2 separate regions of the Homo sapiens genome follow, and region 2 is linked to region 1. The links are chromatin loops, found by intact Hi-C in ENCODE. Cell type or tissue: dorsolateral prefrontal cortex. All regions are shown on one strand. Links, peaks and the distances in the headings refer to the core of each region. The heading gives the core; the rest is flanking DNA. Region 1 has its middle 3.4 kb from the start of LINC00471. Region 2 has its middle 9.1 kb from the start of TEX44.

Region 1 (2,909 bases), core at 249-2,748:
ATGCTCAACTATACAACCATTAGGGAAATGCAACTTAATAAGATACTTTATCTGTCAGAGTGACAGAAATTACGAGTGTTTGGGGATTGTGGAGAAACTGGTAAAAGGGCAAATTGTTACAAACACTTGGAGAGAAATTTGGCAGTTTTAGTAAAGGTAAAAATACTCATTCCTTCCTTTAGCAAATCCACTTGCATGTGTCTAACATAGAGAGCATTCAAACTGCTGGAGAGACATATACGTTAATCTTTATTGCAAATTTTGGGAGTTTTTTGTTGTTGTTGTTGTTGTTTGAGACAAGAACTTGCTCTCACCCAGGCTGGAGTGCAGTGGTGCCATCATGGCTCACTGCAGCCTTGACCTCCCAGGCTCAAGCAATCCTCCCGCCTCAGCCTCCTGAGTAGCTGGGACCACAGGCATGCATTGGTTAATTTTTGGGGTTTTTTTTGGGGGGGGTGTTGTTGTTGTTTCTGTAGAGATGGACTTTTGCCATGTTGCCCAGCCTGGTCTTGAACTCCTGGGGTCAAGGGATCCTCCTGCTTGAAGCCAGGAGTTTGAGACCAGCCTGGGCAACACAGCGAGATCTCATTTCTACCAAAAAAAAAAAAAAAAAATTAGCTGGGTGTGTGCCAGTAGTCCCAGCTACACAGGAGGCTGAGACAGGAGGATCACTTGAGCCCACCAGGAGGTTGAGACTACAGTGATCCCACCACTGTGCTCCAACCTAGGTAACAAAGTGAGACCCTGTCTTTAAAAAACAAAAATAAAAAGTGTCTTTTAATTGTTGGTTTGTTTTGAATTAGGATTTTAAAATATCTACACATTACATTTAGTTGATATGTCTCTTTTTTAAAAAAAAATTTTGAGCTGGAGTCTCCCTCTGTCACCAGGCTGTGCAGTGGCTGAATCGTGGCTCACTTCGACCTCCTGGACTCAAGCAGTCCTCCCACCTCAGCCTCCCAAGTAGCTGGTGCACCACCACACCACGCCAAGTTTCTTTATTTTTCATTTTTTGTAGAGAAGAGATTGCCTTCTGTTACCCAGGCTGGTCTCAAACTCCTGGGCCCAAGTGATCCTCCCACCTTAGCCTCCCAAAGTGCTGGGATTACAGGCATGAGCCACCACGCCTGGCCGTTAAATCTTTTGAAAACCTATAATCGAGAACCTCCCCTTTAAAAATGCCTTTTATTTGTTGGAGAAACTGTCAGTTGTCCTGTAGAATTGTCTCTAATCTGGACTTGGTTGACAATCTTGTGGTTCTTTACCATATTCCTTCATCAGTGTTTTTGTAAACTAGAGGCTTGGTTAGATTCAGGTTCAGCTGTTTTGCAAGAATTCTTTTTGGTGCTGTGTACTTCTGTAATGTCCCTCTAGGGGGCACTTAACCACTTCAGATCTGGTTGTTCCACATTCAGTGGTGTTAAAATTGATCAGACAATTTGAGTGTTGCCAGCTTGATCCATCCAGGATAACCATCAACCTTCCACTAGATGGTTTTAGGCCATTTTTTTTTTGTTTTTGGTTTTGGTTTTTGGTTTTTTGGTTTTTTGAGACAGAGTTTCCCTCTTGTTGCCCAGGCTGGAGTGCAATGGCACGATCTCGGCCCACTGCAACCTCCACCTCCCAGGTTCAAGCGATTCTCCTGCTTCAGCCTCCCGAGTAGCTGGGATTACAGGCATCTGCCACCACACCCAGCTAACTTTTTGTATTTTTAGTAGAGATGGGGTTTCACCGTGTTGGCCAGGCTGGTCTTGAACTCCTGACCTCAGATGATCTGCCCACCTTGGCCTCCCAAAGTGCTGGGATTACAGGCATGAGCCACCATGCCTGGCCAGCAGTGTTGTTTTACAAAGCAAATGATTGGGGATAATCTGTTACTCATTAAATTTTTTTTTTTTTTTTGAGACGGAATCTTGCTCTGTTACCCAGGCTGGAGTGCAGTGGCACGATCTCAGCTTACTGCAACCTCTGCCTCCTCGGTTCAAGTGATTCTCCTGTCTCAGCCTCCTGAGTAGTTGGGATTACAGGCGCGTGCCACCACGCACAGCTAATTTTTGTATTTTTAGTAGAGACAGGGTTTTGCCACGTCGGCCATGCTGGTCTTGAACTCTTGACCTCAGGCGATCCGCCTGCCTCAGCCTCCCAAAGTGCTGGGATTATAGGCATGAGCCACCGCGCCCAGCCTACTCATTAAATTGAAGGGGGGTAATATGCAGGAAAATGATGGAATCAAATTGCCAGAATGTTAACAGCAGTTAATTTGGGTGTTGGGAATGGAAGTAATTTTTTTTGGTGGTTTTTTGTACTTTTTTCAAATTTCCTGAAATGCAAATAAAAGAAATCCTGCCTGAACACATCTAAAGGAGGTGAGACGAACAGGGAGAAAGACTGGAGGGAAGGTTCCAAGTCCAAGTTCCAGGAAGGGTGGCCAGGGAAGTCCACGCGCCAGCAGTGATGATAGTGGACCTCAGTTGCTTTGCTTTTGTGTGTGCCTGTCCAGTGTTCATTCTGCCTCCTGACATCCCTCATTCCCTTTAGGCTCTCCACCTCCTCCCCTGATTCAGTTTTGGTGGAACTGCTTCCCTGGCCAAAGCTCAGGGGCCAGTCAGACCCTTCTCCCCAGGACTTGGGCGCATCACCTCCTCCTGGAAGCCTTCCCTCGGCTGGGGCAGGTGCCTCTCTTCGATGCCTGAGTTCCAGCTGTCAAAGCACTTATATGCCAGTATGTTTATCTGCCCTCTCCTTCACCCCGCCTCAGCCTTGAAAAGTGCCTGGCACATGGTTGGTGCTCAATAAATGTTGGATGAATGATGCCTGTGTTGCTTAGAGCTGAAGAAGGGGCTTGAATGTTAGATTAAAAGATTCCAGAAACTCTTGTGGATGTTCCATAGGATGTGGCTGCAGCTTCC
Region 2 (2,909 bases), core at 237-2,736, 84 kb after region 1:
GTTGAGAAGTGAGGTATGACAAAGCTATAAATTCAGCCCTACAAAGCCTTGCATTTCCTCACTCAACAAATCAGGGAGCCTGGTTCTCAGTGACTTCTTGTTTATATATGTTAGGGTTAATGTTTGAAAACAATCAGCATTTCTCTAGGATCAACAGCCATCTTTTTGGTGTGTTCTGCCAGGAGACATTGGCCAAGTAAGCTGAGGTCTGCACCAGCCAATAGGCATGGAGGCTGGACCAGGAGCCAGCAGGGCAGGCACAGTGTCCTAACGCCTGAGCACAGCAGGGGATGGGCTAAGGGGAGGGCACCAACAAGTCCTGGCAGACATCAGAAGGGACACCCAGCCTAGCCGGCCTCCACCCCAAGGTTGGACTGTCCTGACCCCCTCAAAGAAGGCCTTGCTCCTCCAGCCGCTGGGAGCACTGTTGTTGGATAGCCTTCAGCCTCAGCTCCTGCAGAGAGCATCTCACCCAAGGTGGTGAGGTCCCAGGTGGCCCAATCCCCACAATGGTCTGTGCAGGGGTCTGAGGTCTGACCATCCTGACCCAGCTTGGGATAACCGCAGCTCCAGAGCTCCCGCGGGGCTGGCTGGGGCTGTCGTTGAGCCTGCACTACAGGCTCGACCTCTCCCTCTCCAACTCTGTCTTCATTCTGCTCCTCTTCACAGGGCGTGATCCCAAATAAACATCCCGTGTACCAAACCCTGGCTCAGGGCCTGCGTTCTGGGGAACCCAAGATATCACCATAGGCTGCTAATTTCTCCCATCTGAGATGTGTTGTGGTGGGAGGGATTCAAAACATAGAAAAACATCAAAGATTTTTTTCTAATGTCTCTCTTTTTTTAAAGTTAAAAATTTAAGGCAACTTTGAGAATGGTAAAGAAACCAAATCTTTGTCAGTGTTTGTACTTGCTTTGTAAGGATAATTTTTTTTTTTTTAAATCTTGTCAACACACCTCTGCTGGCAGGAGTGTAGGAAAATATTTCTGTTTAGTCTGTGGGCCCGTGGCTAATTGGTTAAAATTCCTATGCCACTGTAGTCTAGGTTATAGGTTTGGCTGGGTGAGGTATAGCTTCTATCAGGGAAAAGAGTGTCTCCAAAACAAAGTTCACACATAGGACAGTCCCCCAAGGAGGATGTGATAAAGTGTAGAGGTAAACGAAGTACTTAAGTACGTATTTAACTATTTAAACGAAAGACCTCCCCAGGCTAAGAGGTAGCCCTATTTCCTAGACTGACTTGATCTTGAGCTTCCAGAGTCTCTAAGGACACAGACTGCGCCCTCTGCTGGAGGGAAGGCACCACCGGCCCATACTAGGGTGGCCCAAGGGCGCGGTGGCTCAACCTGTAATCTCAGCACTTTGAGGCCAAGGTGGGAAGATCACTTGAGCCCAGGAGTTCGAGACCAGACTGCACAACATAGCGAGACACCATCTCTACAAAATTTAAAAAAAAAAAAATAGCCAGGTGTGGCAGCACATGCCTGTAATCCCAGCTACTCAAGAGGCTGAGGGGGAGGATCACTTGAGCCCAAGAGGCTGAGGCTATAGTGAGCAATGAACACGTAACTGTACTCCAGCCTGGGTGACAGAGTGAGACCCTGTCTCAAAATAATAATAATAAAAATAACAATAAAATAAAAAATAATTTTTAAACATTTTTTAAAGAAAGCGGAAAAAAGGGCACAAGGACAGAGGGGCATAGACCCTCCAACTGGAGTGACTGCCAGAGCTGAACAGCACGGCAATATAACAGTGCTCCAAGACTCAGACCACAGAAGGCCCAGAGTCCTCCAGGAAGGACCCAGACACAGAGCAAAGGTCTTCATGGGTAGAGTCTGGCTGAGGGGTCTCAGGACAGGCAAGGCCCACTGACTCCGTGCCTAGAAGCAGGCTGGCCCACCCTGTGGAGTCCTGCACAAGTGGACACTGTGGCCCTTAGTGTCTCCAAACACAAAAAAGTGTTTCCTCATCTGCAAAGTGGTTCTTCCATTTGCCTCACAGAGATGCTGTGGTCAATAATGCTTTTTTTTTTTTTTTTTTTTTGAGACAGAGTCTCACTCTGTCGCCCAGGCTGGAATGCAATAGTGCCATCTCAGCTCACTGCAACCTCCACCTCCCAGGTTCAAGCAATTCTCCCACCTCAGCCTCCCGAGTAGCTGGGATTACAGGAACCGGCCATCATGCCCAGCTAATTTTTGTGTTTTTGTAGAGATGGAGTTTCACCATGTTGGCCAGGCTGGTCTTGAACTCCTGACCTCAGGTGATCCACCTGCCTCAGCCTCCCAAAGTGTTGGGATTACAGGCGTGAGCCACTGTTCCCGGCAATAATGCATATTTTTCAAAAACAGCATTTAACAGTGGGCATCTGACAAATGTCAGTTTTCCTTTACTGGGATTTTCCACATGATCTGTGTATTGGTGAGGAGCCTCTTAATTGAAAGTGACAGAAACCCAGCATGTAGTAGCTTAGGCACAAACCGGATTAACGGGCGAGGTAAGGAAGGGCTAAGAGGAACTGGCTATGAGGATGCTGAATAGGAACTCCCTGCTGCCAGTACTCTGTCCCCATCACTTGTCCTCCACCTCCCATGGAGGTTCTTTCTCTCCGCCAGGCTTCTGCTCCTTGCAGGGACCGTGGCTCCTGGAGACTCCAGGCCCACAGGCTGCTCCTTGATAAACCAGAGAGGAAAAGTCTCGGTTTCCCCTGTTGGATCTGATCAATCCTAGGGGGAAGGACCCTGGTTGGCCCAGCCTGGATCCTGTCAGAGCAGGCTGCTCCCAGAAAGGGGAAGGAGGGGCCCAAAGCAGCCTGTCCCTTGTGGCTCCCCTAAGTCCCCCACTGCAAGGGACACTGTCCTAACCCCCATCCCTCCTATATCTGAAGGTTCCCCAGCAGATAAAAGTT

What was found. Peaks named below come from ENCODE experiments on the same cell type or tissue, not always from the same donor. Only the 100,000 strongest peaks of a DNase experiment are listed, where the experiment ranks them.
Region 2: it touches region 1 in a loop (4-fold over the local background); 64 of 110 quality-filtered maps call a loop at or near these places.

What each region holds. Positions count from the first base shown.
Region 1 is chr2:231,516,328-231,519,236 of GRCh38, forward strand. It overlaps a transcript of NMUR1 not described here. Among named protein-coding and RNA genes, the nearest start is that of LINC00471, 3.4 kb to the left of the region's middle. In dorsolateral prefrontal cortex, for the core only: a CTCF peak has its summit at 1,377 (motif pointing right); no DNase peak of the experiment used is centred there.
Region 2 is chr2:231,600,530-231,603,438 of GRCh38, forward strand. No RefSeq gene overlaps it. Among named protein-coding and RNA genes, the nearest start is that of TEX44, 9.1 kb to the left of the region's middle. In dorsolateral prefrontal cortex, for the core only: CTCF peaks have their summits at 1,274 (motif pointing left) and 1,483; a DNase peak (open chromatin) is centred at 1,312; H3K4me3 peaks cover 428 bases; H3K27ac peaks cover 2,500 bases.